Linked DNA regions of Mus musculus: region 1 is linked to region 2. The links are chromatin loops, found by intact Hi-C in ENCODE. Cell type or tissue: left cerebral cortex. All regions are shown on one strand.

The links. A loop is a pair of places that touch in the nucleus more often than their neighbours do. Peaks named below come from ENCODE experiments on the same cell type or tissue, not always from the same donor. Only the 100,000 strongest peaks of a DNase experiment are listed, where the experiment ranks them.
Region 1: a loop joins it to region 2, with 7 times the contacts of the local background. A loop is called at or near these places in 30 of 42 quality-filtered maps.

Annotation. Positions count from the first base shown.
Region 1 is chr15:38,466,431-38,474,430 of GRCm38, forward strand. Gm41308 (a long non-coding RNA gene) reads left to right here and starts at 6,798. Exons shown (of 2, transcript XR_001781662.1): 1 at 6,798-8,000. In left cerebral cortex, a CTCF peak has its summit at 7,524 (motif pointing left); DNase peaks (open chromatin) are centred at 2,033, 3,328, 4,469, 5,753 and 3 more places; H3K4me3 peaks cover 1,911 bases; H3K27ac peaks cover 2,762 bases.
Region 2 is chr15:38,296,515-38,304,514 of GRCm38, forward strand. It overlaps Klf10 (Kruppel-like factor 10), which reads right to left and starts at 4,197. Exons shown (of 4, transcript NM_013692.3): 1 at 4,045-4,197; 2 at 1,108-1,338; 3 at 101-1,013. The coding sequence starts at 4,080. It overlaps Gm35248 (a long non-coding RNA gene), which reads left to right and starts at 2,233. Exons shown (of 3, transcript XR_001781645.2): 1 at 2,233-2,307. In left cerebral cortex, CTCF peaks have their summits at 942 (motif pointing right) and 3,454; DNase peaks (open chromatin) are centred at 650, 950, 2,318, 2,739 and 5 more places; H3K4me3 peaks cover 4,416 bases; H3K27ac peaks cover 4,668 bases.

The DNA.
Region 1 (8,000 bases), 170 kb after region 2:
ACACGCGTGCGCGCGCGCGCGCACACACACACACACACACACACACACACACACACACACACACACAGAGTCTCTGTCCATTGCTCCTAGCACAAAGCTCTGAAGGCTTATCCTTTCTTGGATGGCATTGGTGACAGTATTTCTCTCCTGCCACTTGGGAATTTTCTGGGTTCTATAAATGTCTTTTCTTCTAAGGAGTCTTGCAGTCTCAGGAGCTGCTCTCCAGAGAGTCCAGGCCGTGATTGGAAGTTGGGACTTTCAGTTGCAGCTGGAAACACAGGCAATAATGAAGCCTGTAATGGCAGTGAAGGCTCTCTGAGAAATCCCTGGACAGTGAGCACGGGAGAGTTCCAGGGGATGCTGCAGGCCTAAAGTCAACAAAGGCATGCACATTCACCATCGCTTTCTTTGTACTTAGCTCTACACACCTTTTCCACCGGAGTTCATCTGTGTTCTTGATGTGTGGTCTTGAGAGTCCCTTATAACCCTTGCCCCCACCCTTTAATCCCTTTAAACAGACACATGCGGATGCTTGCCTGAGTTTGTGATCACGCCTCAGAAGGGGTCAGCTTATAGACCAGCTGGTAGACATTCTGGAAGTGAGTCTCCTATTGGTATCTGAAGGAGGGCACAATTTTATAATACTGAGCCTTTAACTTATAGGACCTGACTTCATTCCTGGTAGACAGTGTCAGAAAAGAATTTTAACTGCAGTGCCCTAGCTGGTGCTGGAGAACTGGTTATTGTGGAAAATCCCAACATGTGGTCAAAGACTGTGAGTAGAGTATTGTTTTTCTCTTTTACGTAAAACAAATTATCTCTGTTTTACAAGTTAACAAAGCAAAAACAGGCTGTAGAGCTGGTCCATCAGTCAAGGACATTGCTCTCCCAGTGAACCCAGTTCCCAGCACCCACATGGTAGCTCACAACTGTTTGGAACTCCAGTTCTGAGAATCAACACCTCTTCTAGCCTTTAAAGGTACTACACATAGTACAGGCAAGACACCCATGTAAATAAATAAAAAAAAAATAACAGAAAAGCAAAAACCATGGCTCAAAAAAAAAGCACATGGCCCAAGGTGACAGCGCTTGTTTATGAAGGGACACTGCCTGTCTACTTCATTAGATAGTCAAGTCTGACAGCAGAATTCTAGTGGGGTGGCAAACACTAAGCAGGGACCCCAACCCTTCGGAGGCAGACCTGTCCCCTCAATCATCACTTCTAACATCTGTGGCGATGTAGACTTTTGCCATGTGACTATCAGAAATTCAGTTGTCTCATAGTTTTTGTTTGTTTGGTTTTTTCGAGACGGTTTCTCTGTGTAGCCCTGGCTGTCCTGGAACTCACTTTGTAGACCAGGCTGGCCTCGAACTCAGAAATTTGCCTGCCTCTGCCTCCCAAGTGCTGGGATTAAAGGCGTGCACCACCACTGCCTGGCCAGTTATCTCATAGTTTATCTCAGCCTTAACACACTTGTTCTTGAGAAGCCCTTTATTGTGCATACGAGCAACTGCACTTTTACATTATTATTACTATCATTAACAGTATTATAGAATAATACTGTTAATGATAGTAATAATAATAATAATAGGGGTGATGGGGTCTTGCATATGCTGAACCCATGATTTCCTAGTTAGCTACAACCTAGCCCCAGGAATCTTATAATTAAAATTTAGTAGCACCCCCACCCTCCCTTCATTTTCAAGATGTAGACTTACACTGGCCCTTTACCACAGCTAGTGAGCTCAGCGGGCCAGGCTCACTATGCTCCTGAAGGGCTGAGTATCGGTGAGGTGCAGCCACATTGCACTGGCTCCCTGCCCTGGATCCAACTACATAGGTAAGCATCTAGCTCTCTGATTTGATTGGTCACTGTGGTCAACGGTGAAGTGGAAAATGCTGGGCTGTTTGATCAGACAAGGAAGAGTTGGTGGGGTTCAAAGGCCCAGATAAGGTTGTCTTGTAAGCAGTCACAGCAAAGAGGAAGCTCTGTCAGAAACAAAGAATGCTTCCAAGGGCAGATTGCAGGCAAGAGGGGGCCAGAGCTGGCAGCTAACTCACTTCCTCCAGGAGGCCCGGCAAGAGTGAGCTGCACAGATGAAGTTCTTTCTTCTCGGAACATGAAACACAGCAGGGCAAGCCAGGCATGTTAGGAGTCATGTGGAGGTCTCAGGGCCATTCAAACTTACTGGAGCAAACAGCTCTACACAGAGTAGGTAAGTGTCACCTGGGCTGGGCCCAAGGCAGAAGTGGGAGAAGCTGCTTCCAAAGAGCTTGGGCTCTGAGCCTGGATAATGCAGAAGCTACAAGTTGTGCAGTCTTTCTTACACCTACACTTGATCCAAAGCGAACCCTCAGTGATCCAGCCCACGATGTTCCCTGAAGGGCGACCTAGGGCCTTGACCCCTCCCACTTTCCAGACCATCTCTGGACACTATTTCTTCCTCTGATGTCACGTCTGGTCCCAGATCAGCAAATTAGACACCTTTGTTTCCCAAGAGCTGCCATTCTTAAGTCTTCTTCAGGAAAAAAGAAGAAGAAGGAGGAGGAGGAGGAGGAGGAGGAGGAGGAGGAGGAGGATGAGGAGGGTGGGTAGGGGATGGGGGGTGGGGGAACACTTCCTAGAAGTCTAGTTCAATGCTATTTCCAACTAGATTGGATTGTCAGAAATGAGCCGCCCACCCTTGAAAAGCACACTGGGGAAAAGGCTGCCCAAACGCAGTAGGTGCACCCTGCCTGAAGTCTAGGTGAAAGTCTCCCAGGGCAAGGGGAAGCTCACACAGTCCCTGTCAAGACATCAATGACGTTTTGCCAGGACAGATCCAGACTGGTTCTGAAAGCCCAGCTGTTGTCCTGCTCCTGCCTACAAGGGGAGACACAGACACCTCCCTCCCCAGACTGGCACCATTAATTAAGTGGTGGCTCTGAGAAAAACAGCAAGTGAAATCCAGGAAAGCGGCTCAGCATGAACTCCCGCTGGGGCCCACAGTCTTACTCATCCCGGTCCCAGATGGATCTTAGAGGCGCGGGTCTAGGGGAGAAAACCAAGCGCCTGTAGACATTTGCTGTCCTCCGTGTCCTGGCTCCTCCTCACCCTGCCTTCCTGTTTGCCCTGGTAAGGGAAAACTGCTGGAGTTAGAGAAGCTTCCAGAAGGTGCATGTTTCTTATGGTTTTTCCTTGACTGTTCCATTTCTGGCTGGAGAAGAGTTAGGCCTTGTGCCTTCTGGGTAAGTATTCTACCACGAAGCATCATCTTCTGTCCCCAGAGCTCATGTTTTGCTTTCCTTGTGCCTCCCAGACACAGAGCCGCCTCTCTGATTGGCTACTGGGCAGACGCGGAGGCAGCTCAAAGCACCCAGACATGCCTAGCCTTGCTACCCATTGGAAGGCCAGATTATTCTACAAATGTAGGGCTTCAGTGGAAAGTTTAATCCATCCCCCCACTCCCCACACACACACACACACACACACACACACACACACACACACACACACTCCTAAGAACTAGACCTGCAGTAGGCAAACACTCTACCACCAAGCCACATCCTCAGCTTTTGGAAACTTGCTTTGGGATGAAGAATTAAGTCCTCCAGTGATTTTTTTTTTTTTTTTTACATATTCCCATAATTCTTCTCTTCTTTTTCGTGCCTTTCAATCATAGCATTACTGCCCCGATTAACAGGAAAGCCACCTGCCAGCTAATACCAGGGCCTGGAAACGATTTATCTTTGTACATTCATCTCCTTTAGCTGAGGAAGGGTGCCTCCCTACCTCCCCAGTTGACTACAGGGTCTGCAACCCACGGAGAGTAAGGTGAGTGAGGCCCCAGCCCTTCTGGTATGATCCTAAACAAGCAAGGCCAGGCCCCCAGCAGTAGGCCTTATTCAAAGCTGACCCCAGCAAAGGGCTGGAGGCCAAGTCTCAGCCTTAGTGGTCCCCTGGCACCCAAGGGCTGAGAGAGGTCTCCCAGGGCAGTCCATTTCCTGCTTCTAGAAACTTGGCCTGGGGCCTTTCCCAGCAAGGACCCGCCTTTCCTCTCCTCCCGCCCTCGGGGCGGATCTAGCCTCGCCACCCAGGGCGGGCTGCAGCTTGTGGCCCGGGGCAGCGGGCTTCCAAGGCGCCCAGCTACCCCGCGGGGTGACATTGGCCCTCCCTTCTCCCTCGGCCTCATGACTTCTGGTAAAGGCCCCGTTAGTCCCCACCCACCTCCCACCTCCGCCCTCCGCCGCAGCCGGACTGGTGAGGACCGCGCCTCCCCGGGAGGCTGTGCTCTCCCCCGCCCCTGGCAGCAAGCTGCGCTTCGGAAACTGTTGACTCAGAGGGTGGCCTGGCGGCCAGCGTCTGATGTCAGCCTGGAGCCCGGCCGCGCCGGGGAAGCCAAGGAGATGCACGGTGCGGGTGCGGGCGCCCGGCCCGGTGGGCGCCGTAGGGACGGCGCTGCAGCGAAGCTGGCGGGCTGCGGCTGCCGGGGCGCCCGTGACTCACGATGCGTCACGGAGCAGATGCCCGCAGCGGCTCGAGGCTCCCGGCTGCTGCTGACTCATCAGAAAGCTGTGCGCGGCCCGGGTGGCTTTGGGGCGCCCGGAGCCGGAAAACCCCCATGAAAAGGCTGGGGCGCGGGCGGGCACTGCAGCGGGGAGCCGCATGGCTGGCAGCTGCTCGAGCCACCTGCAGCGCAGCCTTCTGCGAGCGACCAAGACACACACAGAGACAGATGGACAAAACTGTTCCTAGGTGTCCACTGGCTGGGGTGTTACCCAAGGTCGCTGGTGTTTGGTCCCGTCTTTAGACTTGAAGGTCTGTTTGGGAAGAGCAGAGCAGCAGCACACCGGGGACTGGATCCGTGCCTTCCTGGCCTCACTCTTACCCTAGCCCTCTCTAGGGAAGCCACACTGCGGCTGTGGACACCACTTGCTGGCTCAGAGCCTGGCTCCAGATCTTTCCTGTCAATGATGGCTGGCCACAAGGCCCTGTGGCACTCAGGAAATGCAGCCAGGGGTCAGAGAATTCTCAGAAAAGGGTGTGGATCTGGAGGGATTGTCTGTGTGGTGTCCACCCTGTCCTAAACTGGGACAAATGCTCTAAAGATACTTGAGGAGCCTCAATGCAAGGCTTTCCACCCCAGATAGGGCAATACTGCAAGATGAAATAGGATTTCATAGGCATGCACATACAGGATAACCTGCACCCGAAGTAGTCATGGGAAGGGGCGGAGGTCTGTGTGGAACACAGCCGCAGAAACCCTGGTGGGCTGGCGTTAAGGTGGGGGCTTTGGTAGAAATGTGGACAGGTGGAGGAAAGGCATTCCAAACACCTAAACGCCCTAGGAAACGGGAGGGTAAATTTTAGAATCAGCAAGCAGTCCCTTTTGCTCGGAACCCCAGAGCATTAGCTGCTCCAGCCTAGCAGCATAGATGTGGCACTTAGAATCACCACGGTGCCCCAGAAGGACCTGGAGCAAACTCCAGTCTGCCCACTGCCCCTGGCAGGTAGTCACGTGCATTCCCAGATGGGTCCCTTCCAAGAACCCCACGTCCTGCTCAGCCACGGCTGCAGGAACCTCAGCTTTGGATGTCTTTTTATGACTTGGCGCCGAGTGCAGATCGCAGATCGATCCTTTTTAGTCCATACTTCACACTTTTCCTGTTCTGTCCTTCAGTCACTGTACTGACCTACACCATCAGGTCTCAACTGACAGCACTTTGGAATTATTTAGAGGTGCTTTGGAAACTGTACAGGTGTGGCATGAGACTTCCCTCCTGAAAATATGGTCTCACGGACCCACTGATTGAGGTGAGTCACCACCAAGTCGGTGTCAGCCGGGAACTTAGAGCTGGATCTCCTGGCCTTCGGAGTCCTCATCTCTGGTAAGACGGTATGGGAGCTAGGAGGCCGACAGGAACATTTGGACTCCCCGTGACTTATGTTTTTGCCAGGCATGCGCCCTGCTGCTGAAGCCAAAGGTTCTAACAGGAAGGCACCTAAGATAGCCTTCTGGCGGTGATAAACTGTGAACCTCCCTGGGGGGTTAACCCCCTATGACAATGGCAGTCAAGTCACACCCCCATGCATTCTTAGGCACCAGGTACAGAGGGTGGGAGCTGGGAATCTTGCGGTAAATTCTCCATCAGTGTTCAGCACAGGGTTGGACAATTTTCCCTTGATCCTGATTTACTAGTAACTTTGAAATTTTAGAGGCTTCCCCGAGTTTACCCCACTTCCTGTCCACTGGGCTAAAGATATCACCGTATTTAAATGTGGCTTAATTAGGCTGCTCTGCTGCAAGGCAGAGGACACTGGTTACTAAGTGTGAAGGCTCAAGCACTACAGGAAGAACTGCTTGACATATTGAAAGGACTCATGGTCTGCAAACGGAGAAAGTTCCTCATGTGCCCCAGATCTGGTCACAACCAAGCAGTGTGGTTTCCGTTTGTCAGCTTAAGAAACAGGCCCTAGGAGGGCACTAACCCTAGGAGGGCAGCAAATGGCCAAGCTGGAACTGGGACCAGCCAGTATTAAAACAAACAGGACAACTCAGTGACCTTTGGCTCTAAGGTCTTGGGACTTTTTGCTTTGCTGGTATAGGTCCCTAATCCCAAGGAGTTTGGTGTTGAACTCAAGAAAGCCTGTGATTGAAAAGCAGCTAGCACACAGTAGTTTTTTTTTCCCCTGAGGGATGAGAGAGGCAGGGAGGGTAGAGGGCAAGCGAACTGTCAAGGTCCTTGGGAAATGCCTTGTTATAGCTAGACTTCCTTGGAAGCTGATGGTAGGCATTCTGGCAATTGCACCCCCCCCCCCCCCCCCCGCCTCGCCCCGGGTCCGAAAACCTCTCGGTGTTTGGATTTGCAGGTCGGGGTAGATGGATGGGCGGGACAGTTCAGGTTCTCAAATTGTAGATTAGGAAATTGAGGGACTCAGCCCCCACCGTCAGATTTACTGCAATGCATGAAGTCCATCTAGTCCAGTGCAATAATTCTTACTCGTCTAGTGACTGTGGGCAGGACCTGTGGCCTGGCCCCCATCCCAGGCAAGGCTCTGAAGCGGGAAGAGGAACCAAAAGCTAAGCTCGTTCTTGGAGAATGCACGCGGGGACGCAGAGCTGGGAGCTGGGGCGCCCGTTTCCCCTCCCCGAGGAACGCGAACTGCCCCAGGTGCCCCAAAGCTCAACCTCCCCCACCCGTCCCTGGCGCGCCCTGAGTCTCGGCGGTCACGTCTCCCCATCCGGCTCCAAAGTGCGAGCCAGATGCAGCCCGGCCAGCGGGTGGGAAGGCTGCGCCAGGGGCAGGCACGGGAGTGGTCCCCAGCCCTGCCGTGCCCCAGTCGGCAGGGGCGAGGTCGCCGCGAGGCAGGCAACGCCCCAGCAGGGCGCTCCTGGGGCACCAGGGCGGGGAGGGGCGGGGCTGGGGAAGCCTCCAGGCCGCGCCCCCGAGCGCCGCGGGGCCCCTGTTGCTGGGGAGAAAAGCGCGCCCGGCCCCGCCCCGAGCCCGCGGGCGCAGCGCCCTCTGCTGGTAAGGCCTCAGAACTACGCAGATACCCTGTCGACCTAAACTGGGGAGAAGGGTCACCATCATCTTAGGGAAAAAGGAAGAAAATAACTAGATTAAAAAATGAGCCGTGCGCGTTACAGGACATTTTGAAAGGTGACGAAGTTATGCCTATTTTTTTCTAGAAAAAGCTCTCTGCAAATTTATATGTATGTTTTTGTTTTTATACAGGGTCTTATATAGCCCAGGCTGGCCTTGAACTCTGGATCCTCCTTGCCTGAGCATCTGAGCTCTGTGATTACAGGTATTTGCCATCGGACACTCCTAGATGATTGGTTTAGGAAAAATCCAGAGACGTTTTTAGTCATGTGGATGCTCAAAAAACATTTGTTTCTATAGAAATAGGATCAAGACTTACCCAGCTAGAATCACCATTTTTAAAATTGTATTATTTATTTATTTATTTATTTATTTTTACCATGCTAATGTTTCTATGTGGTTCCCTGGTTGTGAG
Region 2 (8,000 bases):
AAGACAATGAGTCATCTACCTCACCCTCCCTTGCATTTGTGTCCACAGTCTAACTCCACATACACACCCACTTCAAAGACAGAGCCCACTCGGTCAGTACCTGTGTGTGTCCTCACGTGGGCCTTCAGATGGGAACTTTTAAAGTAAGTCTTGCCACACCCTGGGTGGCTACAGATGTGACTTCTTACTCTGGACGAGTCAATCTGAGGAGTGACCCTTGCTGCTGAAGGAGAGAATCCAGGAGCAGGGGCAATGGGAGACAGTCTGGTGCCACTGGGGCTCACCACTGGAGGCCTTGGGCTCTGCACAACGGGCTGGGGTACCACAAACACGACGGTGCCCTCAGGCACCTGAGTGCCCATGAACAACACAGGTGAGCAGACAGCTGGTGGCTGGCTAGGAGGAGTGCTGGGGACAACTGTGCTAACAAGAGAGTTGTTGGCAGGAAGGGGAACCATCTGGCAGATGACAGGCAGGGGTGGCACTCCCCCAGTGGATACTGTAGGTGAAGACACCAGTACTGACTTCTGCACTGGGGACGAAGGAGCTGGCTGAGACCTACAAATTACTGTCTCTGAGGAAGGCACAGCAAAGTCATATAGTGCAGCGCCCGCCTTCTCATCACCATCGGACACTGTGCTGGGCTCAGGCTTGGATCTGTTTGGTGACACTGCAGCACAGGGTATGTTCTTTCGAGTAGCCTCAACATTTCCGTGGGTTCTTCTCCGGAAAGAATTGTCCTGATAGTTGAGGATGCTAGCTGCTTTCACGGGGCAGGACTGGTGGTTGCACAGTTGGGCATCAGCTGTGTGACGGATGACACTGGTGGCTTGAGCCTTAGGAAGAGGAGGGGCAGCTAAAGGATTCTTTTCCTCCTCTTTGAAAGGAGTGGCGCCTGGAGGCTTGGCAGCATCGGAGAAAGATTTGAAGTGGCCAGTAGATGGCGCTGATGCAGTCAGATTTGACCCTTGGGAGGGTTCGAAGTCAGAGGGGCTGTAAGGTGGCGTTAAACACTACAAATACAAACACAAGCAAGGAGAGGAATTAGAGGTCCATTATGTAAACTCTTAAAAAATGCTGTCACTTCTACCCACTGAAAATACTTACAAATGCTGGGACTGTCTGAAGGTCAGGCGTCCCTGGAAGCAAGCTGTCATCCTCGGAGGTATCAGACACTGGTGTGACAGGCCTGTTTTCAAGGTATTTCTTGAAATGAGACTTCCAGTCGCAGCTCATGGACATGAGCGCTTCCACCGCTTCAAAGTCACTCTGCTCAGCTTTGTCCCAGGGATGCATCCCCTCTCTGGGCTTTTCAGAAATTAGTTCCATTTTCCCCTCCTACAAAAACAAAAGTTGAAGCTAATCAGTTATCTGGTTATCCAAACCGCAGGAATGCCCAATGCTTGCTATTTTATTTCAAGGTTAAAGGCCACCTTATTACCAGTAAGGGAATTAAGACGAATGTCTTAAAATGTAATTTGACTTAAACTACTTCCAGGTTAAAGTGGTATCTAGTTACCTAAAGTCTGAAATTGGTAACTTCATCACATACGGTGGAGATTGAGTAAAATAAGTGGACACACACAAATACAGCCAGGCATGGTGGGATACATGTATAATCTCAGGAATGTGGAGGCCAAGAAGTTGGAAGTTGCATCTCAAAATGCAAAACACACAAAGCAACCAAAGAGGAAAAAAATATTTTATTTTGGTCAAGTCTCAATCTCTTAATATCTATGATTTTTATCAGATTTATTAAACACAATGCTTTTCTGTACCATAAGGGACCAGACAGGCATAAAATATGTTCTTGGGATATGCAAAAACAAACAAACAAAAAACCCCGAGTACAAGTTGGTTTTAATTTAATTAAAACATGATTTGATAACCGATCATGCTCTGTGTGCAACACCTTCGACCTAATGTCTCACATTAAAAGTTCCATGACCTGAATTTCAAAAGAATCACCAACCATCTCTACTTTCCTCTTAAAAAGAACTTCCAAATTCTTCTGGTTAAAGTAGAGGTTGCAAAAATTATGAAAAGCCTCATAAAGTGGGGGAGCCTGGAATATAAGGCTCCAGGCCAACTCTGGCTATATAACTAGTTCAGGGCCAGCCTGAACTCATAAAGACAAAGCAAAAACCTAATACATAAATAAAATGGCAATGATAATCTTAACGCTTTTCTAAAAATGCCTATCTTCCTGCTGAGTGTGGGAAAACAAGACACGGTTCTTGAAACATCACTAACAATGTAATTGCATAATCGTTCGCGCCTTTATGTAAGCTGCAATGGATGAAGACTGTAAGTGTAAAAAGCCTATAGTCACCAACTCAAAGAAAGAGGGGTGGGAAAAAAGGCAGCCAGGGGTGAAGAATGTGAGCCGGGAGGGGAAGCCGGGAGGGAGCGAAGAGCTGGTGCGAGGCAGGAAAGGGAAGCCGGGTGGAGGCAGAAGCGAGGCGGGGCGGGGCGGGGCGGGGCGCGGGAGGCCGGCGGGGGAGATCCTCGCTGGCGGGGACCGACCGATGGGGCCGCCCTAACCTCAATGAGGCTGGCGGGTGAGTCACCGGGAACACTGCCCGCCGCGCGCACGTCCCCGCGCCCCGCCCCTGCCATTGGCCGGCCGGCCCGCGGCCCGCGTCCGGATTGGCTGGGCGGGCAGGGTGGGGGCGCGAGGAGGAGGGGGCGAGGCATGTGAACAAAGCGTGATCAGCGACTGCTCCGGGCGGCGCAGGAAACGTGAACTGGGAATTGCCGCGCCGTCACCTTTCCCCTACTTCCTGAGCACGGGCCCCCGCCCCCGCTCGGCCGGGGAGGGGCCGCGGGCGCCGCCGCCAACCGCTCGCCAGTGCGCGCCGGGCGGCGCGAGGGCTGGGCGGTGTCGGCTCCCGAGTCGCCCGCCCCTTCCACCTCCTCCGAGCCGCGGTTCCCTTAGGAACCGACAGCAGGGCCGGGCCTCGTTCCCGCCCCTGGCGGAGGCCGGGGCTGGGTCACTCGGGGACGAGAAGCTCCCCGGGTGCACCCGTTCGCCGCCCATCCCTGGCCTCCGCCTCGGCTGCGGGAGGTGGGGCCGGGTCCCCGCGGAAGCCCGACCGCCGCCCTCCTCCTGCTCGCCGCCTCCGGGGAGCGGCCGGAGCCTGGGGCACTCCGCCCACTCGGCCCGCGGGACCTCAGCCTACCCGCATCTGCAGCATTCGTCCGACTGCTGTTTCCGGCAGCCTGAGCCCCCGCAAGCAGTCTCTGCAGGCTCCCAGACGTGCGGCGCCCACAGCACGGGCTCCAGGCGCGCGGCCCCACGGTTCCCGCCTCGACACGCGGCCCCCGCGTCTCGCGGTCCCGACTCCCCCGCCAAGCTGTCGGGCTCCAAGGCAGGACCCTGCCCCCTGCCAAGAGTAATCTATAGGCAGCCACCTGCCTCCGCCTCGGATGGGGAGTCCCCTCCCGACGTCTGCGGGGGCGCCGCGGCTCCCCTGGCGGCCGCAGAGTCCGCGTGCCTTCCATACCCCGCGCGAAGCCGGCCATCCCCTCCCCCAGCCCCGGGCTAGCCCAGCCCCGCGGTCTCCACCTGGCAGGGTTTCCCCCTCCCCCGAAGAGCAGGCGCCCTCCTCTCGGCTAGGCAGACCGTGAGTAGTCCTTGTCACCCCGGGTCGCATTCCTGGTGCAGACAGGGGCATCTCCCGCCAGAGCCAGGTGCAGGGCGCCCCCTCCATCTAAACCGCGCTTCCAGGGAGACAGCCCCTCCAGCTCACTCGTCTCCTGGGGTCTCCCTGAGAGTCCTCCTTGTCTCCTGGATACCCAGGATCGCTCTCCCCTGGTCCAGGTCCCAGGCTTCTTCCGACCCTTTTTTTTTTTTTTTTTTTTTTTTTTTTTTTTTGCACATGCCCTCGATGATATTCCAGCCTGCAGGGAGGAAATCCCTTGCAAGACCCCGCTGCAGCCTGGGTTCTCAGGCGTGGCTTATTTAGGGGCTCATGCTTCGCGCTCCGGCTGGCTCCCCTACACTGACCGGCAGGAAAGGACCAGCATCCTCAGGTAACTTACCGAAGCTTGCTGGAGAGAAGCGCCGAAGTTGAGCATGGTTGGCTGCCTGGCCGCAGGTCGCGAGCTGCCTGGCTGCTGGCTGCTTAGTTAGCCACAGACGGGAGCACTGAGACACTAGACGTCGACGCCACCGCGCTCCGCGCTGTCTGCCCCCCTCCCCGTGCAGGTAGCCGCTCTGCCTGCCCCGCGCCGCGGGCGGGGTAGAGGGCGGGGCCTAGTGTCGACCAATCAGCGGCAAAGGTGTGTGAGGCCTCAGCCAATGAGCTGGCAGAGCCACGCGTGATCAGCGGCTGCCCGGCTGCAAGAGGCTCTGTCAGTGGAGCGTGTACACAACCCGAGGCACCGTGTTCCCTCGGTCCAGCCCCGGGGAACTCCGGGGACCACCTGACTCCGTGACGCCCCTCGCCCAACCCTAGCCTTCAGTCCTCCGCCCATGCCCGGGGGCGGCGCCGGCGGCGGGGCATAGCTGGGAGGCGCGGTGGCGGCGACTAGGCTTTGCGGAGAGCCGGCCCCACGTGGGGGGTGGGAAGGGAAGCCCGCTCCGCCCAGTCCCCTTCGCGCCCACAGCGTCTGGGCCCGCCAGGGAGTGGGCGGGACCCCGAGCAGGAGGCGGAGGCGGAGGCTGCGAGCGCGGCTCCGAGCCACCAGACGTTCTTTGGCAGCGTGGTTCTCGTGGGTCTTGCGTGGAAGCAAGGGATGGATGAACCACTGAGCGGCATTTCTGAGCATTTGCCGGGTTTTGTCACTCTAAGCCGGAGGACTGGGGAGAACCAGGGCGAGATGGTGGCGGCGGGAGCCCTGTCACGGAACAGACACCTGCTCGCACTCACCGCCCACGCCCAAGGCGGCAGGCGCTGGCTCGTCCTCCCATCTGCAGCACAGGCACTAGCAGCAGGGCCCGCCTCTGCGCGTCCCTCCCGTCCTTCTGGGCGGTTGGAGTGGGGACTAAGGGAAGCCGGTACCAAAGAGCTAGTGGCGTGGCAGGGAGCCCCAGACCCGACGCTCGGTGGCAGAATCGAGTTTGAGTTTGATGTAGTTGAAGTTTAAAATACAATGTTCGAGCTATTTCCAAGGTGGACTCCACTTCCCCCACCCGCGGGACCACAGTCTTCGCCGACGCCCTACCAAGAAACCGCTTGAGGGGATGGGGTGAGGAAAGCATGCTTGCAGGTGGGATTCCTGACCCGGTCAAACATCGAGTTCCTGTCCCTGCCCCCTCCACCGCTCCAGGGATTGAGGGCAAGCTGAGCTTCTTAGGGAAGCCAGCTTGTGGGTGCAGCAGCCCGGCTGAGGCTGTAGCCTCCTAGTCTGAGAGCTCTTGGCTCCTCGTTGGCGCCCTATTGCCCCGCCCCCTCGCCCGTTTGTGCGGGTTCACGGCAGCTGTTGGAGCCGGAGGGAGTGATAACGGGGCTTAAAGCAAACTAGAGATTTTTATCTTCTCCCTGGGACAGGCAGATCATGAGACAAAAGTCACTGCCCTCCTGTGGGCTTTTTCAGCCTGCTGGGCTAAAAGGGCTAAAGCAGGTGCCCTTTCTCAGTCACCACAGACTAGGTAAAGGAGGGAATTTGTTTTAGAGGCCTCCAGCTCTACCAACATCTATCTGATGGTTCCTTCTGGTATACCTAAAGCCAGCCAGCAACAAATGTAATGATAATAACGTGGGCCAGAGAAGCCCTGGGTGGGGGTGGGAGTGGGGGAAGATGACTGAATGGCCTCCTGTCACTGCCTGCTCTGAATCCGCTGGAGGAGCGCCAACTCAGCAACCCAGGCAGCTCTTCCTGCCTCTCTCCACCCGGTGCCCTGCTTCTGTCTGCAGGAGTGTCCTTCCCTGCAGGCTTCCTTCCGCTTGGGCTGGCCCATCCTGTTGATCTGAGTCTGAAGGGCTGGAGCAGCTGGCCTGGGCACCTGCTGCAGCGCAGGAAGCTCTTGTGTGTGCCCAGTGGCAGGCCTGCCTGCCTGCCTTCCTGTCAGGGAGCCGCCTCCGGGAGAGGTCACAGCCAGACCCACCAAGCCTGAACCCTGTGTCTGGCGTGGTGCCCCCACACCCACTCTGCAGGCTGAGTTGTAAGGAGCGTTTGGGACTTGGAGTGATCACAGCAGGAAAGAGGAGAGAAAGGGGTAGGAGAAACTGGGTAGTGGTGACCTGGAGATTCAGAGAAAGCCTTCCCCAGGCACTTCAGACCTAATATCGCCAAATCTAAAACTCCTCTTTCTTTGTGGTCTTAAGGGGTGATCATTGCCAGTCTAGCCACAGTTGCCTCCCTCCCTCAAAAACTTAAGTGAGATCTAGTTAGTCCCCAGCTCTAGACAGCTTTGCCTCAGAAACACCTACTTACTGTTTGTTTTACAAGGTACTCTGTCTGCCTGTCTTCACCCCCCTCCCCCCATTTTGTCTTCAGTAACAGGGTCTCACTATGCAGCCCTGGCTGGCTGACAAATTCTGTGTAGCCCTGGCTACCTAGACAACCCTCCTGCCACAGCCTCCCAAGTACTGGGCTAATGGGCACCAGGCAGGCACTTGGCTCAGTGTTTCACCTCTAGCTTGCACGAAGCTATTTCTGTCTGTAATCCCAGGACATCCACCCACATCACAACTTGTTTTCCAGAGCCCAGATGCCATGCTTAAACTTAAGATCACAACAATCCCTACTTAAATAAATTACCTTTGTCTATTGTTATCGGGAGATAAAAGGCTACCCCTTTATGAGCTAGGGGTCTCCAGCTACTCATTCAACTTTTCAGCCTTTTAGTAAGTTCTTCCCTTGCCCAGAGCCATCATACAGTGCATACATCTCCATGCCACACCCCCATTCAATAAGCACTGTCCTTCAGGCCTCTGTTCACTGATGCATTCAACCAATGTTATTGAGCATCTGCGTATTCTAGGCCGGCCAGTAGACTGGTCTCGAGCTCTTGAATCTTCTGCCTTTATCTGCCAACTACTGGGATCACAAGGGTGTGCCACATGGGAGGCTAAGACAAGATTGTCATAAATGAGACCAGCCTGGGCTACATAGTTTCAGGTGGAGACTGACTACTGAAGAATTTACAGGCTATGGAATGACACAAGACTTGGTGCAAAGAGAGGCTAGACTCTCTTGGAAGAGATGCTTTTTTTTTTTTTTTCTGAAGGCCCCTTTTCTCTCTGGTTTCAGTGTTTCCTTGCCATGTTGGTGAAGCCTTCCTTGATAGCTCCAGGCTGAATTATTTGCCTGCCTCTCCTCCAAAGCAATGTTATAAGTAAGGAGATATATATATATATATATATATATATATATATATATATATATATGTTATTGCAAAACCCTTTTATAGTATTGAATCCTGCCCACACCCCACTCAGATCTAAACTCCTATAAGACAGTGGTCATTTCATAATGTCCCTTCATATATACACTCAAGCTGGCCTGGAACTCTCAGCAAGCCTCCTGCCTCAGCTCCTGAAGTGCTGTGATCACCGACATGAGCTGTTGTGCCCAGTTCCATAGTTATCTTTCTTATTTACTATTTGTTCTTTAATAGGTACTTGATACATTTTTCCCAATGAATTAAATAAAATACTAGATTGTTTCTGAAGACCCCATGGGATTGCAGACAATGTGGGCCAATATGTGAGTGGAAGTACGAGTCCTTCCAAACCCTTCTCTTAGATTGTGCTGTTACAAGGCCCTTCATAGATGTAGTCATCTTGGGCATGAATAAGAGAGGAGACTTAATTTGGCTGTAGGAAGTGATACCTCAGATGCTGACCCTTATTGCTAATGGTGTTGGTTTCCCTTCAGTCAGAATATTGAAGATAGAGACTCCCCAGTTCAGATACTGATCTTAGAACACATTGTACCTACCAGCGAGCTTCTCTTTGCTCTGTACAGTCACCAAGTCTCATCCTTGTTCATCCCTTTTTGGCTGTACCACATGTCAGGCATTAGTGAACACTGGAGAACCATCATAAAAA